2 separate regions of the Mus musculus genome follow, and region 1 is linked to region 2. A link is a contact called in ENCODE POLR2A ChIA-PET data. All regions are on one chromosome and are shown on one strand. Each heading gives the region's core, a stretch centred on a gene start or an enhancer-like site at or near the end of the contact. The rest is flanking DNA. Distances are from core to core; before and after follow the strand shown. Region 1 holds the start of Eif4a3 (eukaryotic translation initiation factor 4A3). Region 2 holds the start of Rnf213 (ring finger protein 213).

Region 1 (5,123 bases), core at 1,921-4,420, 90 kb before region 2:
TTTTATTTTTAATTTTTATTTTTACTTATGCATCTGTGTGACTGAACACCACTTGTGAGACTGCTTTCAAAGCCCGAAAAAACTGGACCCCCGAGGCTGCGGTTATAGGCACTGTGAGTCACTAAGACACAGTGTGTGTGGGTACTAAGAACTGAACCTGGGAACAGAGCGAGCGATCTTCACAGCCCCCACAGACACAAACTGCTAAAGGCAGAATAAATGGGATGTGCAACATCAACAACAACTCCCAGAGGAGGCAGAAGGGGCCGCTCCCTTTAATACACTGGCTCCTACAAGTCTAAGTATGACTTAAAAGGATAACTGGTTGTTTAAAATTTTGGAGTACAGTTCAGTAGTAGAGAAGGCCCTGGGCTCAGTACTTAGCATGCACCTTTAATCCAGGTAGCAGCCAGAATTCTGAGTTGGAGGCCAGCCTGGTCTACAGAGTGACAGCCAGGGTTACAGAGAAACCCTGTCTCAAAGGAAAAGAAAAGAAAGCTAATGAAAAAGTATCTTGGGCTGGTGAGATGGCTCAGCAGTTAAGAGCACTGACTGCTGCTCCGGAGATCTTGAGTTCAAATCCCAGCAACCACATGGTGGCTCACAACCATCCATAATGAGATCTGACGCCCTCTTCTGGTGTGTCTGAAGACAGAGACAGTGTACTTGGAGATAATAATAAATATTTTTTTTTAAAAAAGGAAAAGTATCTTATACGAATTCATAAATCTACACTTAGGACTTAGGATATACATCAGTAGAGAGTACTTGCGCAGTGTGTAGTGACCTTGATATGACCCAGAACACCAGCAACGCCCCCAAACACACAAGCAAAACAAACTGGCATAAACAAACAAACAAACAAATAAGCAGGCTCAGCTTCCCACAGCTCTCCCCATGGACCCAACTCCCTCTCAGCACCCATAACTTACTGTGCAATGACATCTCTCCCTTTAATTATCTGCTTGATAGCACGCTGCTGAATCGCTGAAGGTTTTTCAAAACCTAGAAATACAAAGAGGAAGAAACTTAAGTCCCAGGACTGTGACTGCATGAACTACCCAGGGGACACACACTGCTTCTTACGCCAACCCTAGGCAACCCAGGCAGGACCAAGCACATCTTTACAGCCCAGCCTACGAGATTACCTGTGAAGTCTACTACACCAACACTTGGAAAGTAGAGGCAGGAACACCAGGAGTTCAAGGCCAGCCTAAGCCACATGAAACCTCCTCTACAAGCAAAACCACAAACCCGGAAGCACTGCAGTTGCCCCTTCCTGCCAGCAAGCACTCGAACTTGTGTTGCTCGAGGCTCCAGAGTACTGAGCCTGCACAGGGGTGAGGTGAGATGCCCCGTGCTTGCCTGCAGGCAGCCCCATCCTAGGTACCTACCACCCCACCTGCTGGGCATTACCACCAGCAATGAGAACAGAATGAAGACTACACAAGGCTGTGCACCCTGTTAGTCCCAGCAGAGAGGCTGAGCAGGCGGATCTCTATGAATTCAAGGCCAGCTGGTCTACAGAGTGTTCCAGGACAGACAAGACTATGTAGAGACCTGTCTCAAAACAAACAACAACAAAAACACAAGTACTTTCCAAATAAGCAGACATAATTTATACAGAAAAGATGTTGTTGGTTTGCTTTGGTGTGTGTGGGGGTGGTGGGGGGGTGGTGAGGGGTTGTTCAAGATAGGGTTTCTCTAAGTAACAGAGCCCTGGCTATCTTGAACTCACTTTGTAGACTGACCTCTGTCTCCCAAGTGCTGGGATTAAAGCTGTGAGACTGGCTTGTTGTAGTTTATTTTTACACTCTTTTAAGATGTAGCTAGTGACACTTGCCAGCTCAACACAGGACTTGTAATGCTATTCTTGGCTGCCAACTTGCCTACATCTGGGATTACCGAAAACCCAAGCTGGGTATCATTAAAAATGGGAGGGACCAATCTTCCTGGTCTAGTGAGTTCCAGGGCAGCTAGGGCTAGGTAGAGACCCTACCTCAAAACAACAACAACAACAACAATCCTGGCTTGGTGTGGCACACCTTTAACCCCACCATCTGGGAGGCAGAGGCAGGGAATCTCTGAGTTTGAGGCCAGCCTGGTCTACAAAGAATTCCAGGACGGCCAGGGCTCCAAAGAGAAAGTCTCAAAAAAAAAAAGGAAAAAAGAAAAGGACAGAAACAAAAAGACAAAGCTCATTTGGCCTCCCTTAAATGCTCCTAAACACACACCAGCAGCATGACCGACCATTCACTCAAAAAAAAAAAAAAAAAAAAAAAATCCAGCTCCAACTCAACGACAACATCAGCATCTCTCTTCTACAGTCCGGCCATCACCCCCGCCTCCTCTTCTAACTCCAAATCCAGACACCAAGATAAACTTTCAAACTGTAAGCCCGATCCTGTCAATTTTGCTTAGAGCCCTGCAGTGGCTTCCAGCGGTATTTAGGAATGAATCTCAAAATCTTTACCCAGGCGTTTAAAACATGACAGGGGGTTCTTTTTCTGTTCCTGGCACAGGTCTGGCCATGGCTTCGAGAAGCCAGGGTCACCCTGGTGATTATGAACGCCTCTGGGAGCTCTCTCTCGGCTCTTTTAACTGTCCCCTACCAATCTACCTACTCTACCCAGCTGCTCATTCTCTTGTTTTCCCAATTCCCACCGCCTGAAGCACTTTGGCTTCGTGTTTTTCGCCTCCCTAGAAAGCTTTAAACTCCCTAAGGCGAGAACCCACCAGACTTAGAGCCGCGACTTCCCCATCAAAGCTCGGGGCACCTCGGGGGACACACATGGCGATCCGCTCGCTACACGAGCCACTGAAGAGCCTGGCTGACTGCAGCCCCGGGGGAGCAGGCCGGAGCTCTGGGGCGGAGCCGCTCGTCGCCGCCGGGCCTAACCCCGTCCTACCGGGGCCCGGCCCCCAACCTCCCCCGCCTCGAGGCCCGCGCCCCACCGTAGGCGTAGATGCCGCGCAGCAGGTCCTCTCGCAGGCCCATGGTGTCGAACGTGGGGGTCACGTCCACCTCCTCGCTCGTCTCGAACTCCACTTTGGTCATGTCCTCCTCTTTGAGCAGCCGCTTCCGCGCCGAGCCAGACGTCGCCATCGTGGCGTTAGCCGCCATGATCCGGATTCCGCAGAAAGACAACTGCAAGCCGCGGCGGGAACCGGATGTAAGGCGCGCGCCGCCGGCCCGGTCGGGAGGAAGTGACGCGCCGCAGCGCCGCGGAAGAGCGTCAAGAGGGGCGGAAGGCACGGCGCTCCAGGTCTCGCGATATTCCGCGCTCCGCGGGATTCGGCGAGAGGCTGGGCTTGCCGTCGCTAAGCGCCTGCGGCTCTCCGTACTCTCGGCTCCTTGGATGTCCGCAGCCGGCTCGGGATAGGGATGTGGGTCTCTGGGAGGAGCAAGACGGACGCCAGGGTGTCCCCGAGGGTACGGGGCAAGGGAAGATGGCACCGCCCGATGGGCTCCGCGCTCCTTCGCAGCTGACTGCGTTGCCATGGCAACCGCAGCGCTAAGCGGCGGGAGAATCAAGCTGCTCGCCCGGGGTGGCTGGGGAAATCAGTGGGGACCGAGGGGAGAGCAGGGGCCGCCTAAGCTGCCATCACATCTGAGAATCCTTCAGAGCCGCTGACCCCAGTCACTCTGAAGAATCCTGATTTTCAACGTAGGCTCCACAAGGGCTTTGCTCCTTACTGGGGCACGTCTGTCTGTCTGTTTTGTTTGTTTCTGAGGGTGGATCGAGCCGTACCCCGAGTTCTAGCAAACATTCATTTGCACTTGGCCTCTTTCCTTTTTTCTGCTTTTGAGGAAAGATGACTAAATCGTTAAGAGCCGTTACTCCTCTTCCAGGGAACCTTGTTATGCTCCAGCGCTTAGACCGTGTGACTCACAACAGCCTGTCTTCCCCAGCTCCAAGCGATCCAGTACTTCTGGCCTCTGTGGGGGCCACACTCACACAAACACACACTAACACAAATCTTTTAAAGCTACTATAAGAAACCTCATTTTGTGTAGATATGTTTCGTTATAACCAGATTATCTTTTCATGGAGAAGTTGTGGGTTGCAGTATGTCCGCCCAAAAATAAATAAATAAATAAATAAATAAATAAAACAAGTTATCACCTCCTTCCCTAGAGAGCTCTGCTCTTGCTCTGGTATCAGGATTTGTCCAGACCAGGTAAACGATTGAAGACACAGAGCTGGCCACCCTTCTGGGACTAAACAACTGAGTTCCAAGTTCTCTTGCCTTCTCACTCCACAAGGATTTATTCCTGGTGCTCATGCAGTTTGGCAAGCCTGACTTTAAGGGTGGTTTTGCAATCTCTGCTGTAAAGTACACGTGGATTTTAATGACCTCCTAAGAAAAGAATGGAAAGTCTCCATTTCATACTGCCTGTTGAAATGAGTCTAATTATAGTTTGGGGATACTGTTTAAAATGCAGCTTAATTGCACTGTTTGTTACTTCATCAGATGTAACAACTAAAAAGGGCTTTATTGTGTTCCTATTGGGCCACTCTGCTCACATATCTTTGCCTATTGTGTCTGCGTATATTTGTGTATGTTCCTATGGTATGTGTGAGGGGGCAGACCCGTGCTACAGATGCAGATGCAGAGGTCGGGGGACAAATGTGGAGAGTGTGTTCTTTTCTCCCACCTTTAGTGAATTCCAGGATCAAACTCACTGGGGTCATCCCTTAACACAAGCTGTCTTCCCACCTTGCTGTAATTTCTTAGAGTACCCAAGTGATTTGAAGACCTTGGTTTTCTGTAAATCAGTAAGCAGCTGTAATCTATCAGTTATGAACAGTATGCCTTTGTCACTTGCCTTGTTAAAAGTATCTGGTCGACTTGGTTACATTGTATTTTATGCATAAATATCCACGTAAAAGCAACAGTCAAGACTAAGGTGGTGTGTATATACCCTGTGACCCCAGCACTTGGGTGGTGGAGGCAGGAGTGCCCAGAGATTGAGGCCAGAATGGCCTAGGTAAAGACACCGTCTTTATCAAAACAAACCACAGTAAGGGCTAGAAGGATGGCTCAGCGGTTAAGTGCACTTGCGGCTCTTGCGGACGCAGATTCAGTTCCCAGCACGGCTTTCATATAACTTAACCAGT
Region 2 (5,271 bases), core at 97-2,596:
CATCTGGATCTGAAAGCAGAGAGTATACTGGGCGTGGAATGGGCTTTTAAAACCTCAAAGCTGCCCCCAGTGACAAACCTCCTGTGGAAAAGGCCACACCTCCTACTTCTTCCCAAACAGTTCAATCAACAGGGGACCAAGTATTTGGACATATCAGCCCATGGAAGCCATTCTCACTCAACCCCACCACCCCCAGAGGAGGGAGGGAACCCATTAAGTGTAAAGAATGACCATAAGGAACAAACTAAGCCACAGGCGGTTCCAGAAGACTGTCTTTGGAGCTCCACTTGCATGCTGTGGCTCTAATACAACAACATAAATAAGTGCAATTAAAAAAAAAACTTTAAAAATCTGGGAAGATGAGGGTCTGGCCCCGAGGTGCATAGGAGGAAGACTTTGAGAGAGCTGCATGGAGGTTTGGGAACCGAGATCAGTTGGTACAGTGCTTGCTGAGCATCCAGAAGCCCTGGGTTCCATTCCAACATAAGACCAGCCATGGTGGTATGCACATGTAGCCCCAGCCCTTAAAACACAGGCAGGAAGTCGGGCGTGGTGGCGCACACCCTTAATCCCAGCACTCGGGAGGCAGAGGTAGGCAGATTTCTGAGTTCGAGGCCAGCCTGGTCTACAAAGTGAGTTCCAGGACAGCCAGAGAAACCCTGTCTCAAAAAACCAAACCAAATCAAACCCAAACCAACCAACCAACCAAACAAAAAGACACAGGTAGGAGGATCAGAAGTCCAGGGCCATCCTCAGATACTGTGGTACTTTAAACAAGAATGGCTCCCATAGGCTCAAGATATTTGAGTGCTTGGTCTCCCCACACTTGCTAATACTTAGTTAAAAAGCTTTGGGGGCAAAGGACATGACTGAGACTCACAGATGAGAAAGTGCAAGCACACAGTGTGGCCGTCCACTAGCAATGACTACTGCTAGCGGCTTTTGGTGGACTTCGATGTGATGGGTTGCCATCACTTCTTTGCCATCACTCTACTTTGCATGCACGCAACCTGTAGGTGAACACTCTTGCTGTCCTCCAGGTCCTTCTGTGGGTGGCTTCAGCTTGGCTAAATCCTGGATACTGTCCAAGGTGCTGGATGTCTGGGGCTAGAGGTTTGAACCTATCAATGGTCACCCATTCAGGGCGGTCCGTCCTGGTTGGGGGAGAATGTGCAACCCTGGTGCAAGAGCCAGTGAGATTTCGAAGGCCGTGGGCACGCAGCGGCTGTAGTCGCTCTGGACAAGCGAGCTAGGCCGGCGCCACCAGGCGGGGAATTCCAGCAAGGCTGTGCGCCAAGGAGGCGGAGGGGCGGCGCCGGCCCCGTGACCCCTCATCGAAGCGCGCCAGTCCGCGCGGGCGCATGGGCACTGCAGGTGCGAGCGAGGGGCTTCGGGGTTCCAGGATCTGGTGCTGGGCTAGGAGCGGGATGCAAGTCCAGGGGCAGTGACGCGAGGCCTAGGGTGCGGGATGTGGGTCTCAGGGACGCGCAGGGACCGGGGTGCAAGGTCCCGTTGGGCAGGGCGCGGGTGTTTCGGGCCAAGGGTCCACGGGGCGACATGCGGAGCTCTGGATGCTGTTTCATTGGGTGCCGGTCCTGCTAGGGAAGAGTGGGCCGGCGGCTCATGGCCCCTGTGGTCACAGTCCCTGAATGGTGCCTGCGTCCTGATGCGCCGGCGCCCAGCGGCCACTTCCTTCATGTTCCAAGTTTCGGTTTCACTGCAGGCAGCCGGTCCAGCCTGGCCCTGAGTCTCCGACCCCATTAACTCTCGGGTTGCGGACAGCGCTAGGTCGGCCCTGCTCCCCAGCAACACCCAGGAAGGTCGGGGACCCCCAACCTACACAACCCCGTGTCCTCGCGTAAAGCGGTCCCAGGCTCCGCCCCGGAATCTGCTCTCACCAACTGCAGCAGAACTTTTGCGAGCCAGATGTCTGCCCTCACCAACTGAAGCCAGAACTTTTTCGTGCCAGGCGTCTGTGCCCAGGGCGCTGATCTTACCTAGGTCAAAGCCGGGAGCCTCCCCTGTCCCCGAAGCTGCAGCGAGAGGTGCGCTCGCTCGCAATGGGCTAGCCCAAACCCATCTGCTTTTTTCTTAGTCTAGCCCGGGCGGGGGGTGGAGGGGAGGCACGGGAAGGGTCCTCTAGCTGGTGGAAAGGAGAGGCGGTGCCGCTGGCCGCTCACTTGTGCAAGGCTGCCTCTAGTCCGGGCTTCGCAGTTTCCAGGGGGGGAGGCACGGGAAGGGTCCTCTAGCTGGTGGAAAGGAGAGGCGGTGCCGCTGGCCGCTTACTTGTGCAAGGCTGCCTCTAGTCCAGGCTTCTCAGTTTCCTGAGCAGCACTAGAGAACTGACTTAGGTGGTGTTGGCTTTGGGCACACCAACCGAAAATTGTAGTAGGAGATAACCTGCCACCCCGTGGTGTGTTTCAGTTTGTTCTGTGAGACTCATGGTTTGAGAAGCAGAACTTTCTTTCTCCTCCTCCGCCCCCCCATTTTGTTTTTGTTATTGTTGTTTGTTTGTTTGTTTTTTTGGCCTTCAAGACCCGGTTTCTTTATAGCCCCTGCCTGACGTGGAACTCACTCTGTAGACCAGGCTGGCCTCGAACTCACAGATCTGTCCTGCTCGGCCTCCCCAGATTAAAGGCATGCACCACCACTACCCACGAAAAGCAGAGCTTTCTTAAAAGAAATTTACATCTCTCAAGAGAGGACAGAGGGCTGAGGCAGACCACACTTTTACCTGAGAAAGCACTTGTTCAATGCCACCACCTTGTCTAGCTCCCAACCTTCATGAAGCCTGTGACCCCAGTTCTCAGCCTCTGCCCTTTCCTGTAGCTCCTGTTTGCTAGAAAGCCTCCAGTCCCAACTCCCATTCTTAACCATTCTTAGTTTGTGGGTTGCCCACAAAGGATACATAGTTACTCTTGTGTTTCCCGCAGTTTGTGGGTTGCCCACAAAGGATACATAGTTACTCTTGTGTTTCCCGCCCCCTGCTTGCTTGTTTTGGTTTTAAGAAGTTCTTTGGAGCCCTGCCTGGCCTTGAATTCCTTATCTTCTGCCTTCACCTTTCAAGTGCTGGGGTTACCAGCATGGGATTCTCTGCCGGGTTTTTGGTAGCCCTCCTCTCCCACGTCTATGTAGCTTATAGCCCAGCCAGAGAGTCTGGAAGTGCAGAGGGGAAGGCAGGACCTAAGTGGTGGAGTTATTAAAGGTGTGCGTGAGAGGGAGGTGCCATGACCAGAGGGACGGATCTAGGGGTCTTTGAGGGGAGGCATAGTAAGGATTGCGGATTGGCTGTGGCAAGTGGGGCCAGGAAACGTCCACAAAGTTTACCTCCATAGCCTAGTCCCAAAGTGCTCACCATGTAACTGTGACCAAGCCAAAGGTGGCCGCCAGACACAGGTGGGGAGGAGGGGCGGGGCCAGCCGCAAGCACAGGAAGCAGAAGTGGAGTCCAGCCCAGGGGCGTGGCCTCTGCCCCTGCTGAATGAGGCGAGGGTGACTGGTGTGCTTCAAGTAGCCTGGATCCAGGGTTCTCAATCCTGTCCTTGGCCTGGACTACCTATGACCTTGACCCTGGTTTGGTGTCACTCACTAGACCCTGAGAAGGGTGGGAGACCCTCAGCAACGGAGTATTTCCTTTGCTAGCAGCCCTAGCCAGGCCACTTGAGCTAGGTGACCCAATGCTTTCAAAATTGGACTCCTGTGACTCCCCCAACCCTCACCTTCGGGTGCCTGGGGGGGGGGGGGAGAGACAGTGTGAAACACACAGCCCCAGGGCAAGTCAGCAGTAACTGGCATGCAGGCAGGTGGCTTTTCCCGCTTGTCACATCAGGGTCCCCAGCTGGCTGGGGCTCCGCGGGGGATCCTTCCCTTTAATAGCCTTTCTTTTTTCTATTATTATTATTATTATTATTATTATTATTATTATTATTATTATTTTGGTTTTCAGAGACAGGGATTCTCTGTGTAGCCTCTGGCTGTCCTGGAACTCACTCTGAGTTCTCAAACTCAGATCTGTCTGCTGCTGGGATTAAAGGTGTGCCCAGCAGCCTCCCTCTACTTTTGAGCTTCCCTGGGCTTCGGTGGTGGGCAGGGGCTGAGGCTGGAGGGGGAGGGGCAGCAGGGAGTTGTAACTTCCTGCTTGGGGGAGTAGCTGGACTTGAGTTAGAGCTGTGATAAAGAGTTCTGGTGCTGGTTTCGATTACCGGGAATCTTCTGAGTCCCCATCACTTCGTTTTCCTTGAAAATGAAACTGAAGGGGGTGGCAGTCACGTGACATGAGGCTGAGCTTTATAGCGGGCTGCCCCGGTGTGTCTTTCTCATTTTCTCCTGCAGGGCTGCGGATAACAGCATGGAGTGTCCACAGTGCGGGCATGTCTCCTCAGAGAAGGCACCCAAGTTCTGTAGCGAGTGCGGACAGAAATTGCCTTCTGCAGCTACTGTGCAAGGTGAGGCTAGGTTGGGGAGGGGACAGCGGGACTCCGGTATGGAGTGGGTTTCCTTCCTACTCAGGCACGGGGCGCCCCAGTGGGCACAAGTGGCAGAGAACTATCCTGAGTACTTGCATTTGTGTGAAGCGCGAACTGTTCAGATTCCTGCTCCAGGGATTTATTTACCACTTTAAAAGAAAACTAGTTTTGGTTTCAGTTCTCAGCCAGAGCCGGGCTCTTTCCCTAGGAGTGAGCAGCCTCTGGTGAGCTGAAGGAGCCAGCGGATGGGAGCTGGGGTGGATGAAACCCTAAGTAAGACGGGAACCTTGTCCCAGCCCTGCTGGGAGGCGGGTGTTCAGGGGTTTAGGGTGACCATGAGGTATTCCTTCCTGTGTTACTGAACTAGGGAGGCACAACCTGTGCCCCGTGCCAGGTCCTGCCACTTATCCTCAATAAGCTGGTTAAAAGAACCGATTGCGAGTGGAAAGCAGAGGGGCTGAAGGGATGGCCTATGCAGTGAAGAGCACTGGCCGCTCTTCTGGGGCTCCCAGGTTCGATTCCCAGAACCCACAAAATGGCTTCCAGCCTCTGGGGACTCCTGTTCCAGAGATCATTCCTGTTCAGGCACATATGTGACAGACAGAAGTGAAGGCAAGACATTCATACAACAAAAATAGAATAAAGATATAAAATAAAAGAAAAGCGAGTATGAAGCAGGGAAAGGAGAGTCCATTCAGTGTGGCCACATTGGGAAGAGGGAGCTTGCCGAGTTACACAGAATGTGAGCCCGTGTGTTCTGGGCTTCAAGCCTTGCTGGCTCAATGTAGAGGAAGCCCTGGGTACCG

Evidence for each region. ChIA-PET counts read pairs that join two places held with the same protein, here RNA polymerase II (POLR2A).
Region 1: POLR2A ChIA-PET joins it to region 2 with 32 read pairs in Patski. The contact joins the promoter of Eif4a3 here to the promoter of Rnf213 in region 2. POLR2A ChIA-PET finds 5 or more read pairs at or near these places in 3 of 5 experiments (Patski and embryonic stem cell).

The regions. Positions count from the first base shown.
Region 1 is chr11:119,296,873-119,301,995 of GRCm38, forward strand. Eif4a3 (eukaryotic translation initiation factor 4A3) reads right to left here and starts at 3,171. Exons shown (of 12, transcript NM_138669.1): 1 at 2,956-3,171; 2 at 933-1,005. The coding sequence starts at 3,124.
Region 2 is chr11:119,388,753-119,394,023 of GRCm38, forward strand. Rnf213 (ring finger protein 213) reads left to right here and starts at 1,347. Exons shown (of 68, transcript NM_001040005.3): 1 at 1,347-1,374; 2 at 4,332-4,444. The coding sequence starts at 4,348. Mir1932 (microRNA 1932) reads left to right here and starts at 1,720; the gene lies at 1,720-1,809.